3 separate regions of the Homo sapiens genome follow, and all the other regions are linked to region 2. Evidence: read pairs that join two places in POLR2A ChIA-PET (ENCODE). Cell type or tissue: Panc1. All regions are shown on one strand.

Region 1 (4,000 bases), 63 kb before region 2:
ATTCTTTCCTACCTCTGCTTTAGAAGTATGGAAAAGTCCCAGTGCTCTTTCAGCCTTGCCACCAGCCTGCCCTTTCACTTGTTTATATGTCTGTAGATGAGCTCCTCTAGAACACTGTGATTTAACTCTTCATAAATAAATACAGATTTGATCATCCTGGTCCACTTTCCCAATAAGATAGTTAACAAAGGTTTACCTAATGTGTTATTTATGGAAAACCAATTTACACAGAGTTTGGAATAGGGAAAAAAAGTTTCTAAGTAATGATTTCTTTTCCTGTAACCCATTGTCCCAGATTAAGTCTGATAGTCTTATGATCAATACCTCCTAAATTCCAGATTATTGTGTGTGAATCTTTGACCTAAACATTTACATATGGCTGATAGTACTATTTGAGTCTTGCACGTGATGGAAACTCATGCTTGTTGAATTTGAATTGTCAGTTCTCCTAGGACATAGGTTTGTCCATATGATTTTACACAGTTATTTAGAAAACTAGCATACCTCAGAAATATTGCAGGTTTGGTTCCAGACCATTGCAATAAAGCAAGCCTCACAATTTTTATTTTTTGGTTTCCCAGTGCATATAAAATTTGTGTTTACATTATAATTTAGTCTGTTAAGTATGCAATAACATTATGTCTAAAAAACAATGTACATACCTTAATTTTAAAAAATACTTTATTGCTAAAAAGTATCTGAGCCTTCAGCAAGATACAGTCTTTTTGCTGGTGGACAGTCTTTCCTCAGTGTTGGTGGCTGCTGACTGATCAGGTTGGTGGTTACTGTAAATTGGAGTGACTGGCATTTAAAACAAAAACGAAAACAAAAAAACAAGAAAGTTTGCCCCATTAATTAACTCTTCCTTTTTTGAACACTTTCTCTGTAGCATACTGTGCTGTTTGATAGCATTTTACTCACAGTAAACTTCTTTCCAAAGTGGTCAATTCTCTCAAACCCTGCCACTGCTTTATCAACTAAGCTTATGTAATATTCTCAATCTTTTGTTGTCATTTCAACAGTGTTCACTGCATCTTCACCAGGAGTAGTTTCCACATCAAGAAACCACTTTTTTTGCTCATCCTTAAGAAGCAACTTTTTATCTGTTCGAGTTTTATTATAAGATTTCAGTAATTAACTAACATCTCAGGCTCCACTTTTTATTTTAGTTCTCTTGCTATTTCTACCACACTTCAGTTACTTTCTCCACTGAAATCTTGAATTCCTCGAAATCATCCATGAGAGTTGGAATCAACTTCTTCCAAACTTCTGTTAATGTTGAAATTTTGACCTTCTCCTTATGAATCACGAATGCTATTAATGACATCTAGAATGGTAAATCCTTTCCAGAAAGTTTTCAGTTTACTTTGCCCAGATCCACCAGAGGAATTACTATCTATGGCAGTCATAACCTTACAAGGTATATTTCTTAAATAATAAGACTTGAAAATCAAAGTTACTCCTCTATTACAGGCTGCTGAATGGATGTTATGTTAGTAAGCAGGAAAACGACGTTAATCTCTTTGTTCGCCTCCATCAGAGCTCTTGGGTGACTAGAAGCATTGTCAATTAGCAGTAATATTTTGAAATGAATCTTTTATTCTGAGCAGATAACAGTGGGCTTAAAATACTCAGTAAACCATACTGTAAACAGATATGATGTCATCCAGTCTTTGTTATTCTATTTATAGAGCAAAGGCATAGTAGATTTATCATAATTCTTAAGGGCCCTAGGATTTGGGGGATGGTAAATGAACATTGGCTTCAAGTTAAAGTCACCAGCTGGATTAGCTCTAACAATAGAGCCAGTCTGTCCTTTGAAGCTTTAACATCCGGCATTAACATTTTCTCTAGCTAAGAAAGTCCTATGTGACATCTTCCAAGAAGATGCTTTATCTACAATGAAAATTTGTTGTTTAGTGCAGCCACCTTTATTAATTACTTTAGCTAGATCTTCCGGATAACTTGTTGCAGCTTCCACATTAACGCTTGCTGCGTCATCTTGCACTTTCATGTTTATGAAGACGGCTTCTTTTTTTAGACCTCATGAACCAACTTCTGCTTGCTTCAGACTGTTTTTCTATAGCTTCCTCAGCTCTCTCAGCCTTCACAGAATTGAGGAGAGTTTGACTCTTGCCCTGAATTATGCTTTGGTCTTAAGGAATGTTGTGGCTGATTCGATTTTCTATCCAGACCACTAAAGCTTTCTCCATATCAGCAGTAAGGCTGTTTCACTTTCTTATCCATGTGTTCACTGTAGTAGCACTTTTAATTTCCTTCAATCGCTTTTTTTTTTTTTTTTTTTTTTTTTTGCGTTCATGATTTGGTGAACTGATGCAAGAAACCTAGCTTTTATTCTATTTTGGCTTTTGACCTGCCTTCCTCAGTAAACTTAATCATGTTTAGTTTTTGATTTAAAGTGAGAGATATGTGACTCTTAACTTGAACACTTAGAGCCATTGTGGGATTATTAATTGGCCTAATTTCAGTGTTGTTGTGTCTCAGGGGACAGGGAGGCCTGAGGACAGGGAGAGAGACAGGTGAATGGTGAGTTGATGAAGCCATCAGAACACACACAACATTTTTCTATTAAGTTTGCCATCTTATATGGGCATGGTTTGTGGGGCCCGAACCAGCTGCAATAGTAACATCAAAGATCAGTTATCACAGATCATCGTAACAGTAATGGTAGCTATGAAAAAGTTTAAAATATTGTGAGAATTACCAAAATGTAACGTTGAGACATGGGGTGAGCACATGCTGTTGGAAAAGTGGCACTGAAAGAAGTGGCCTGATGCAAGGTCGCCACAAACCTTCAATTTGTGAAAAACAATATCTGGAAAGTGCAATAAAATGAAGCACAATCAGAAGCGGTATGCCTGTATTTACATACTTCAAAAACACCATTTTCTGCACTTGATCATAGTTTTGTAAAGACAGACCTTTCATGATGATACCAACTTCATATGTCAGTTTGAGAATAATAGCATGAAATTGGGTGGAACATTTTGGAAACTGTATTAGAGTGAGGAATATAGAAAGTGTGGCTCTAGTTTTAATTATGTTACTAACTCTGTAGGGCTTTATAATAGTTAACCTTTTCTTGGCCTCAGAGTCTTCTTTTACAAAATGAGGTGATTGTAATATGTAATCTTGGAAGTCTCTGCCAGCTTCAATATATTTTAATATTTGGCAGAATATTTCCACTGATAAAAAAATTTATTAAATGCTACTAAACTATGAAACTCTCAGCAGTTGTTCACTCCTCATTTTAATAAATCCTAGTATCTTATCCTCAATACCAAAAATTGTGACATTTAGACATTAAGATAATAAGCTTAGGTAATATAAAATATTGAATACATTGCAGAGAAAAATGACCTTGGCAAGCCTTATGCAATCATAGAAGTGTTTTTTTTGGGGGGGGGGGCGGCGGGGGGGGCGGGGGACGGAGTTTTGCTCTTTGTCGCCCAGGCTGGAGTGCAATGGCGTGATCTTGGCTCACTGCAACCTCTGCCTCCCCAGTTCGAGCAATTCTCCTGCCTCAGCCTCCCAAGTAGCTGGGATTACAAGTGCCCACCACTGCACCTGGCTAATTTTTATATTTTTAGTAGAGATGGAATTTCACCATGTTGGGCCGGCTGGTCTCGAACTCCTGACCTCAGGTTATCCACCCACCTCGGCCTCCCAGAGTGCTGGGATTACAGGCATGAGCCACCATGTCCAGCCAGAAGTGGTATTTTATAGCAGTGTCAGGGTTCTGAAGAAATATTTTAGTTTTCATCACTCAATTCTACAATTAGCCTCAGTACCTCTTCCTCTTAGATAAAGGTATTGTACCTGCCACACAGTTCTGCAGACTCCGCTCTGAAATGGTGTAAACCAGTGGTTAACATTCAACTTTCTTCACAATTTTCCTTATTTTCCATAATGCTAAAAAAGATCAAGATATATATTGTTAATACCATCTTTTTTCTATGAATAAAGCAGTTTATAGATT
Region 2 (4,000 bases):
AATCAGCTCATTTTTTGCATAGAGTTCATAACAGAAATGTATCCAATGTATCTGCTATTCCAATAACTTTCCACAGGCAATGATGCAGTTTGTCTTAAGTCAGGGATACTTTGTGTGAAACCAAGAAATCAGAAGATGTAAATGACTTAAGGCAATATTATCACCATTCCTGGAAAAACACTACTGTCTATGTTTGTGATAGCAAACATAAAAGCATTACCTTCCTTAGGTGATGAATATGAACATTTTTAGTCGTATATCTGGTGCCCTTAGATGACCAGTCAGATCAGATTCCATGTCTTTATGAAAAGATGGTGTTCTCGTGTCTTGACTCTGATGGAACAAGCTGCTTTTCCAAAGTTATTCTGCAGGTGGTGGATTCAGTAACCATTAGTTGGCATTCTCCCTTACAAGCCTCAGGTAATCCTGTGTGCACACCAGGTTTATGGACCGAATGAGTACCACAATGGTTTATAGACCCAATAAAAACTGTTTAAATATCTGGTGGTGCTTTACAAATATCTTCATCCCAGGTTTTTCAAATCTCCCCTGGAATCTATGCAGCCAAATGTGCAGTTGTTCTGTAACTGATGGTCGCCTGGATATCATTTGATAAAAGTGTAAGACGGGTTTTTTGTGTGTGTGTGATGCCAATTACTGAGGACTTGAAGATACGCATCTTGAATTATTACATATAAAAAGATTAAAAGGCTAAATATCTATTTAAGAAATATCTAATGCAACTATAGTCACTGCTCTCACTTCTCCATATTCCTGTGAGTTTTTGTTCTGTTCCTTATTCTTAGAGTGTAAAGTGAATCATTTTAGGAATGAATATCATAGAAAGTAAATACAGGGAACAGAAAGCTTAATGCATTCATTATTCATTCCTTTCCATCAATACTCTGAACACCTACAGAGTGTTCTAGGCTCACTGGGGAAACAAGAATCAATAAATCTCATTTTCTCCCCTTACTGACCTCATGATCAGTAGAAAATCAACCCGAATAATCTCATACTGATTCCTCCTTCCTGTGAGTCCTCATGCGTTCTGGAAACCTTTGGAGGGATTTATCATAGTCCATATTACTTAAGAGTTTGTGGGCATTTCTTTTATGCTCCTTGGTAGATGTTGAATGCCTGGAAGGCAAAGACTTTGTTTTCCCTATCTTTATATCCCTGGTTCCCTGTGTAGTGGTTACTCCATGCTATGGGCTTAACACATGTTTTTAAATAAAAGGTTCAACGGTTTTGCAATTAACAATATATAAGACTCTTAGCTAGTAATTTTGTATCTTTGGGGCCTGTTTTCTCATCTGTGAAGATAACACATGCTATATTTCATGAAGTTATCATATCAGAATTAGATGCATTAAATTTTGCAAACTGAGAAGCAAAGCATTATACCAAGGTACAGACTTATTAAAATTGAATATGTGCTTTCATTTAAACATGAGTTGCCATTTAACTATGGCTGGTAGTTGCGTTTGGGGGATTCTGTTACTATTAGTGGAGGACTCAACAATCATATGCTCCATAAAATTGTCCTTCCTTACAGTGCTCAATTCTTTTTTATTTTTTTTTTTGAGATGGAGTTTCGCTTTTGTTGTCCAGGCTAGAGTGCAATGGTGTGATCTCGGCTCACCGCAACCTCTGCCTCCTGGGTTCAAGCAATTCTCCTGCCTCAACCTCCCAAGTAGCTGGGATTACAGGCATATGCCACCTCGCCCGGCTAATTTTGTATTTTTAGTAGAGACAGGGTTTCTCCATGTTGGTCAGGCTGGTCTTGAACTCGCGACCTCAGGTGATCCGCCCGCCTTGGCTTCCCAAAGTGCTGGGATTACAAGCGTGAACCACCGCACCTGGCCACAGTCCTCAATTCTTAAACATAGAGTTAAAGAGTAGGATTTCATGAAGCATACTAACTGCAGTTTATTCTTTAAAACTTTTAACCTCTGCCTTGTCCATAAATGTGAATTATTGTGGCATATGGTTTCATTCAGTGTATGATAAATATTGTATGTCCTTTAGGAAGGAAACTATAAGGTATATTTCTGGCTTGTCTTGGGGATGAAATAAATGGCCTCTGCAGTCATTTCCACCTCTGGCTTCAGTGATTAATGCATCCTAGGGGACCAACTTTCTTTTAGCTATAATGCCAGCTTCTATCCTTATTTCATCCCTGGAGCTTTAGGCAGAAAGGGAACTAAAAAGTCATCAGCTTTTATTTTATGTGACTTTTTTCTACTCCTGTTTGGGTTTCACTTTTTTTTTTTTTTTTTTTTTTTTCATTCTGCAGTTAGTTCTTCTTGTTGAATATCTAGGTTTTTATCTAGGAGGACACCTGGGGTGATTGAGATAATGCAGGGGTGTATCTGGTGTTTGGAGGAAGACTGTATGCTCAGGAGGCTGAGAGGCCACAGCACTTCTAGTGCCAAAAGTTCTGTTTATCTCATCATGTTACTCACTCATAGTCTCCAGGAAGCTTGCAGCCAATCAGGTTTCCTTGTTTGTGACAGTTTTTTTTTTTTTTTTTTTTTTAAACCTAGTCTTGCTCTGTGCCCCAGGCTGGAGTGCAGTGGCGCAATCTCGGCTCGCGACAGGTCTTGACTTGCAGTGTGTTAGGCACAGTAGATAAGCATTTTGTGAAACAGTATGAATGGAAATCAAAAGCAATTTGATCTAATTTTCTCTTAGATTTAGTTATATCTCAATACCAACTTCTAATTCAGTTTTATTTTTGCTGATTTTCTAAAAAGATAGTTTTCATCACCAGTGTGAATTAGCTTGTCATTAGATCTTGGAGATCTTTGAGATCAGTGGAGAAGTTTCAACTTAGGCAGGAGAGTGGCTTTGTACAAAAATAAATGTTGGTGATGGCTTATCGATATTGTTATTTGAGCCCATGTGTGATGCTTTCATTGCAATAGAAATATTCTGTTGTCTCATTTTAAAGAAACTATTATTTTGCTTAACAAATATTGAGTGTCTGCAATATGTGACATAAAGGAGGCGCAAGAAATGTTTTAGACACAATAGCCATAGTTAAATTGCTTATAAATTGACTTTATTAAAATGTCTTACCATATAATCATTAACATTCATATCTCAAATAAGTGTCAGTAATTTAAAATGACCTTTAAAGTCATGCTGATCAGTAATTGTAAAAAGAAAACAGAGAGTCATGCTAATAAGGTGAATAGATGTGACAGATTGACGTGTTGACATCAAGGGACAAGAATTGATTCAGGTAACTAAGTCAAACTATTTGCTAAAATCTGAGCCACGGTATCTTATTTTCTTCTGCAGACTCTATCCAGAGCAATGATTCTTCCCTAGGGTCCATATTTTTCCTGAAGCTTAGGGATCTATGAAGCACATAAAATTGTGTAGATGTGATCATCTTTCTGGGGAGAAATCTAGAGCTTATACTAGATTCTAAAAGTAATGATCCAGTAATGTTAAGAATCATTAATATAGATTTTTACTTATAATTTGCTTCTCCTTTTAGGGAAGGCAGTGTCAGAATTCTAGAATTAAGTTGAAAAGGTATAAATTATACACCTTAATGCTCTCCTTTCCAGCTATATGATCTCAAGTTATCCAACCACAATGTTTTTTTAATATATGAAATGGGCAGATAATCCCTTCACTCCTAAGTGTCAAATGAGATGAGCTATATGATTGGCCAGAATAAACTATAAAATATTTGCAGACATAAACATTATTACTATTGTTTGGGCTTCTGCATGTGCCAATCCATGATACTATTTTGTTGTTGTTGTTAATTGAAAATTTTATTCTATTACCAAGTAAATATATATATATATTTTTATCTTTCCAACGTTGCCAACATAGTTTCTCAAAGAATGATGATTCAGTTTTTCCATGCCTTTGGAGGCCTTTGTTGTTAAATGAATCAGTGTAAGTATCTCATGTACCATGGCTGCTGCCTGGTTTACATCACAGTGGAGGAGAAGGGATCATCGCTCAAGGGCAG
Region 3 (4,000 bases), 150 kb before region 2:
TTTCTTTCATTAAGAGCCTCAAAGACGGTCATTGTTGGCCTTCAGTCTTTATTTTTGACCAATAGTTTTCATTCATGACTGCACATTAATGTCATCTGTGCAGTTTTTAAAACCCATCCAGGCTCTATTCTCTGAGATTCTGATTTAATTGGAGTGGAGTCTAGACATCATTTGTTTGTTTGTTTTTTAATGCTATTCAGGCGATTCTACTCCATACTCAGGACTGATTACTACCACGCTGGAACAGTGCTTCTTAAATTATTGTGTGCAAATGGGCCAGCTAAGAATCTTGTTAAAAATGAAGATTCTGATTCACTGGGTCTGAACTCAGGGTCTGAGGTTCTGTGTTTGTAATAAACTCCCAGGTTACGTTGGTGCTCTGACCTCTGCTCCTAGAAGTGTGGTCCATGGACCAAGATCATCTGGAAGGTAGACAGAATGCAGAATCTCAGGTACCACCCCAGAAGTACTGGATTGATCGGGGTTCTCCAAAGAATTGGCTCACAAAATTATGGAGTCTGACAATTCCCAAAATATGCTGTCAGCAGGCCGGAGACCCAAGAGAGCCAATGGTATAGTTTCAGTGTGAAGGGCTATAGGCTCAAGACCCAAGATGCTTCAGTTTTAGTTCGAAGGAATACATCAATTGATATGCCAGCTCAAGACAGTTAGGCAGGAGGAAATTCACTGCTACTCATGAAAGGTTCAGCCTTTACTTCTATTGAGGTCTTCAACTGATTGAATGTGCCCCATTCATGTTAGAGGGCAACCCGCTTTATTTTTTATTCAGTTCAATTATTCAAATGTTAATCTCATCCAAAAGCACCCTCATGGACACACCCAAAATAATGTTTGATCAAATATCTGGGCACCCCAGTGTGCTAGTCAAGTTGACATAAAATGAACCATCGCACCTAGAGAATCAGCATGCGGTTTAACATATTATACATATGCAGAAATTTAATACACATACTAAAGTTTAAGAAGCTCTGCACTATAATAACTATTCTCAAACTTTTTGGTCTCTTGACCTCCTTATACTCTTGAAAATATTGAGGATTCCAAAGTGCTTCTGTTTATGTAGGTTACATCTATTGCTATTTCCTATATTAGAAATGAAAACTGGGGACTTTCCAAATTATTTATTTATTTTATTTAATAAACCCATTATATGTTAACATAAATCACATAATTATAAACAATAACTTTTTTTTTTTTTGAGATCAAGTCTCATTCTGTTGCCCAGGCTGGAGTGTGGTGGTGCGATTTCAGCTCACTGCAAACTCTGCCTCCCGGATTCAAGCGATTCTCCTGCCTCAGCCTCCTGAGTGACTGGAATTACAGGGGCATACCGCGACCGGCTAATTTTTTGTATTTTTAGTAAAGACAGGGTTTCACCATGTCGGTCAAGCTGATTTGTAACTCCTGACCTCATGTGATGCACCTGCCTTGGCCTCCCAGAATGCTGGGATTACAGGCATGAGCCACCGTGCCTGGCCGAAAAGTAATTATCTTTTTATAAAATAAAAAATTGTGAGAAGAGTGATGTTGTTATACATTTTCGCAAATCTCTTTTATGTCTGGCTTAAAAGAAAGCAGCTGGATGCTCATACTGGCTTCTGAATTTAATTTGCTGCAATATTGCAAATTATGTTGACTCTGGAAAACTGTTCTAATCTCATAAAAAAATAAAAGTGAAACAGCATTCTAATATTATCGCAAAAATGTTTTAATTTGTAATACTCCCTAAAAGTGTTTCAGGATCCTCTAAGGGTGCCTGGATCTCTTTGAGACTGCTGTTCTAGGCTAAAGTTGAGAATCTATATAATTCATTCTAAAAAATTCAGCCTCAAATCTCACCAGCAAATTTGTCACAATTCTACTAAAATTTGGAGCAAAAGCACTTTGTGGAGGAGTCAGCCCTTTCTTCCATCAGCATATTACATAGTACTGCTAGCAGTTTCAAAGACCAGTGCTTAGAATGCCAGTTCAAAAGTTTGCTGTACCCTCAGTGTAGACCAATAATTCTCAGCCTCAGCACTATTGACATATTGGGTCAGAATATGTGTATATTTGTTCATATATAATTCATTAAACAACACAATATATGGCTGCATTTATTAAAAGTATCTTTCTTTGCATTTCAATCATACCAGGAGAGGCAATATGGCCATGGTGAAGCTTTGAAACCTAGTTTCTAATCTCAGATCTGTAGCTTTCTAGCAATATGGCATTTCTTTCCTCAGTTTTCACTGTTTTCTTTTGCAAAATGGGAATCAGTTATTGGAAAAACCATGGAGATGCCTGTGCAAATGTAGACTCTTATTAATAACCAGGCTATTATTCTGCCAAATCAAAGAGTCAACATGAGTACAGACATGAAATGTGAATGCAAAGGCATATTCAAATGAAGCACATAATCCATATTATCTGACAGGGCCTTGGGGTTCAATGGAAGATGGAACTAATGACAGAGTTTGAGCTGCATGGTAGTGGGTCTTAAATCCAGAGGGAGAAATTCCTGCTGAATTTAATAAATTTAATAGTCAATTCATCTCATTGTAAATTATTACTATTCATTGCTTTATACTGGAGCAACAGCCAATATATTCGGGGAACTCTATAGGAACTGGCAGTATCAATGAAGCCTTTATAAATACCAATATCTTATGTCTTATTATTTTCACAACTAATTCAGAGGCAATTTAAATATTTCTGCTATTTCCAAGATGCTTGATTTGAAGTTGGGCTCCAGAAAGCTATTTAGCAGATGCAATAATATTTGTAGGGTACAGAGAGAGGAAAAAACTTAGGTTCCATTTAGAAATATCTTAGGATTTTCAAGAATGTACAATTTTTAGTTTCAATTATCCAACCAAACAGCTTGTGTGTGCATGAGGGGGTAGAGGAAAAAGCAGTTAAGAAAAACAGAGAGATGTTACCAGGATAAAAATGTGGGCCTGAGGAGGTTGCACTGATGTAGCACAGGACCAAGTTGAATGCCAGTGATGATCTTGAGAAAGTAATTATGAATCAAGAGTGTCCGAAGGGAATACTTTTACAGGCCCAGATGAAATAGTTGAGGTATAAACAACAAAGAAGCCTGCCCAACGGTCACCCAGCTAGGCAATAACAAAGCCAGGACTCAAATCTCAATTCTATGAAACAAATCATGGGATTTTTTTTTCCTTCAAAACATCATCTTCAAATCAAAGTAGGACAATAGATCATTAAACAGAAGATTATATAGAACCAGTGGCCAAAAGCTTAGATATACAGCAGCAATGTATGCAAAGGGTTCTGCATTTCTAATCCCAAAGCAAGGTTTTCTTAGGTTAATATATTACCTGTTTTTAAACATGTAGAAGGAATATTATATTCTCCCTGAGCTTGAGATGGGATGGCAAACACACAATTTACAAAAATTCAGGGGCTGGGCACCGTGGCTCATGCCTGTAACCCCAGCACTTTGAGAGGCTGAGATAGGAGGATTGCTTGAGCCCAGGAGTTTGAGACCAACCTGGGCAACACAGAGAGACTCTACCTCTATAATTTTTGTTTTTTTTAATTAGCTAGATGGCGTGTCATGTACCTATAGACCCAGCTACTCAGGAAGCTGAGGTGGGAGGAATGCTTGGGCCTAGGAACTCAGGGCTGTAGTGAGTTGTGATTGCACCACTGCACTCCAGCCTGGGTGACAGGGCAAGACTCTATATTAAAAAATATAAACAAACAAACAAAAATAAGTAAAATTCAGGGCTTGTGGCTTCAGAACAGTTCCAGAATGATTAAGTTTTGCAGATTAGGATTTTTTTAAAAAATTAAGTTGTGCAAGTTTGTTGTTTAGGCATGTATAATCAAATTCAATTTTTAGGATGTTTTATATTTAATTAAAAAGTTTTTAGGTCAGCTGTGAAAAATAAGTTAATATTTCTCCCACTTCACAAACTAAAAAATTAAAATGCAGGTTATAGAGCAACACAAGAGCAGCATCTTTGGT

What was found. ChIA-PET counts read pairs that join two places held together with the same protein. Peaks named below come from ENCODE experiments on the same cell type or tissue, not always from the same donor. Only the 100,000 strongest peaks of a DNase experiment are listed, where the experiment ranks them.
Region 1: POLR2A ChIA-PET joins it to region 2 with 10 read pairs; 11 of 35 experiments call an interaction of 5 or more read pairs at or near these places.
Region 3: POLR2A ChIA-PET joins it to region 2 with 15 read pairs; 4 of 35 experiments call an interaction of 5 or more read pairs at or near these places.

What each region holds. Positions count from the first base shown.
Region 1 is chr3:190,099,681-190,103,680 of GRCh38, reverse strand. All of the region lies in intron 1 of P3H2 (prolyl 3-hydroxylase 2), which reads left to right. Among named protein-coding and RNA genes, the nearest start is that of P3H2, 19 kb to the left of the region's middle. In Panc1, no CTCF peak of the experiment used is centred here; a DNase peak (open chromatin) is centred at 1,900; H3K4me3 peaks cover 1,436 bases; H3K27ac peaks cover 3,572 bases.
Region 2 is chr3:190,036,776-190,040,775 of GRCh38, reverse strand. All of the region lies in intron 1 of P3H2 (prolyl 3-hydroxylase 2), which reads left to right. Among named protein-coding and RNA genes, the nearest start is that of P3H2, 82 kb to the left of the region's middle. In Panc1, no CTCF peak of the experiment used is centred here; no DNase peak of the experiment used is centred here; H3K27ac peaks cover 2,010 bases.
Region 3 is chr3:190,187,408-190,191,407 of GRCh38, reverse strand. No RefSeq gene overlaps it. Among named protein-coding and RNA genes, the nearest start is that of P3H2-AS1, 68 kb to the right of the region's middle. In Panc1, no CTCF peak of the experiment used is centred here; no DNase peak of the experiment used is centred here.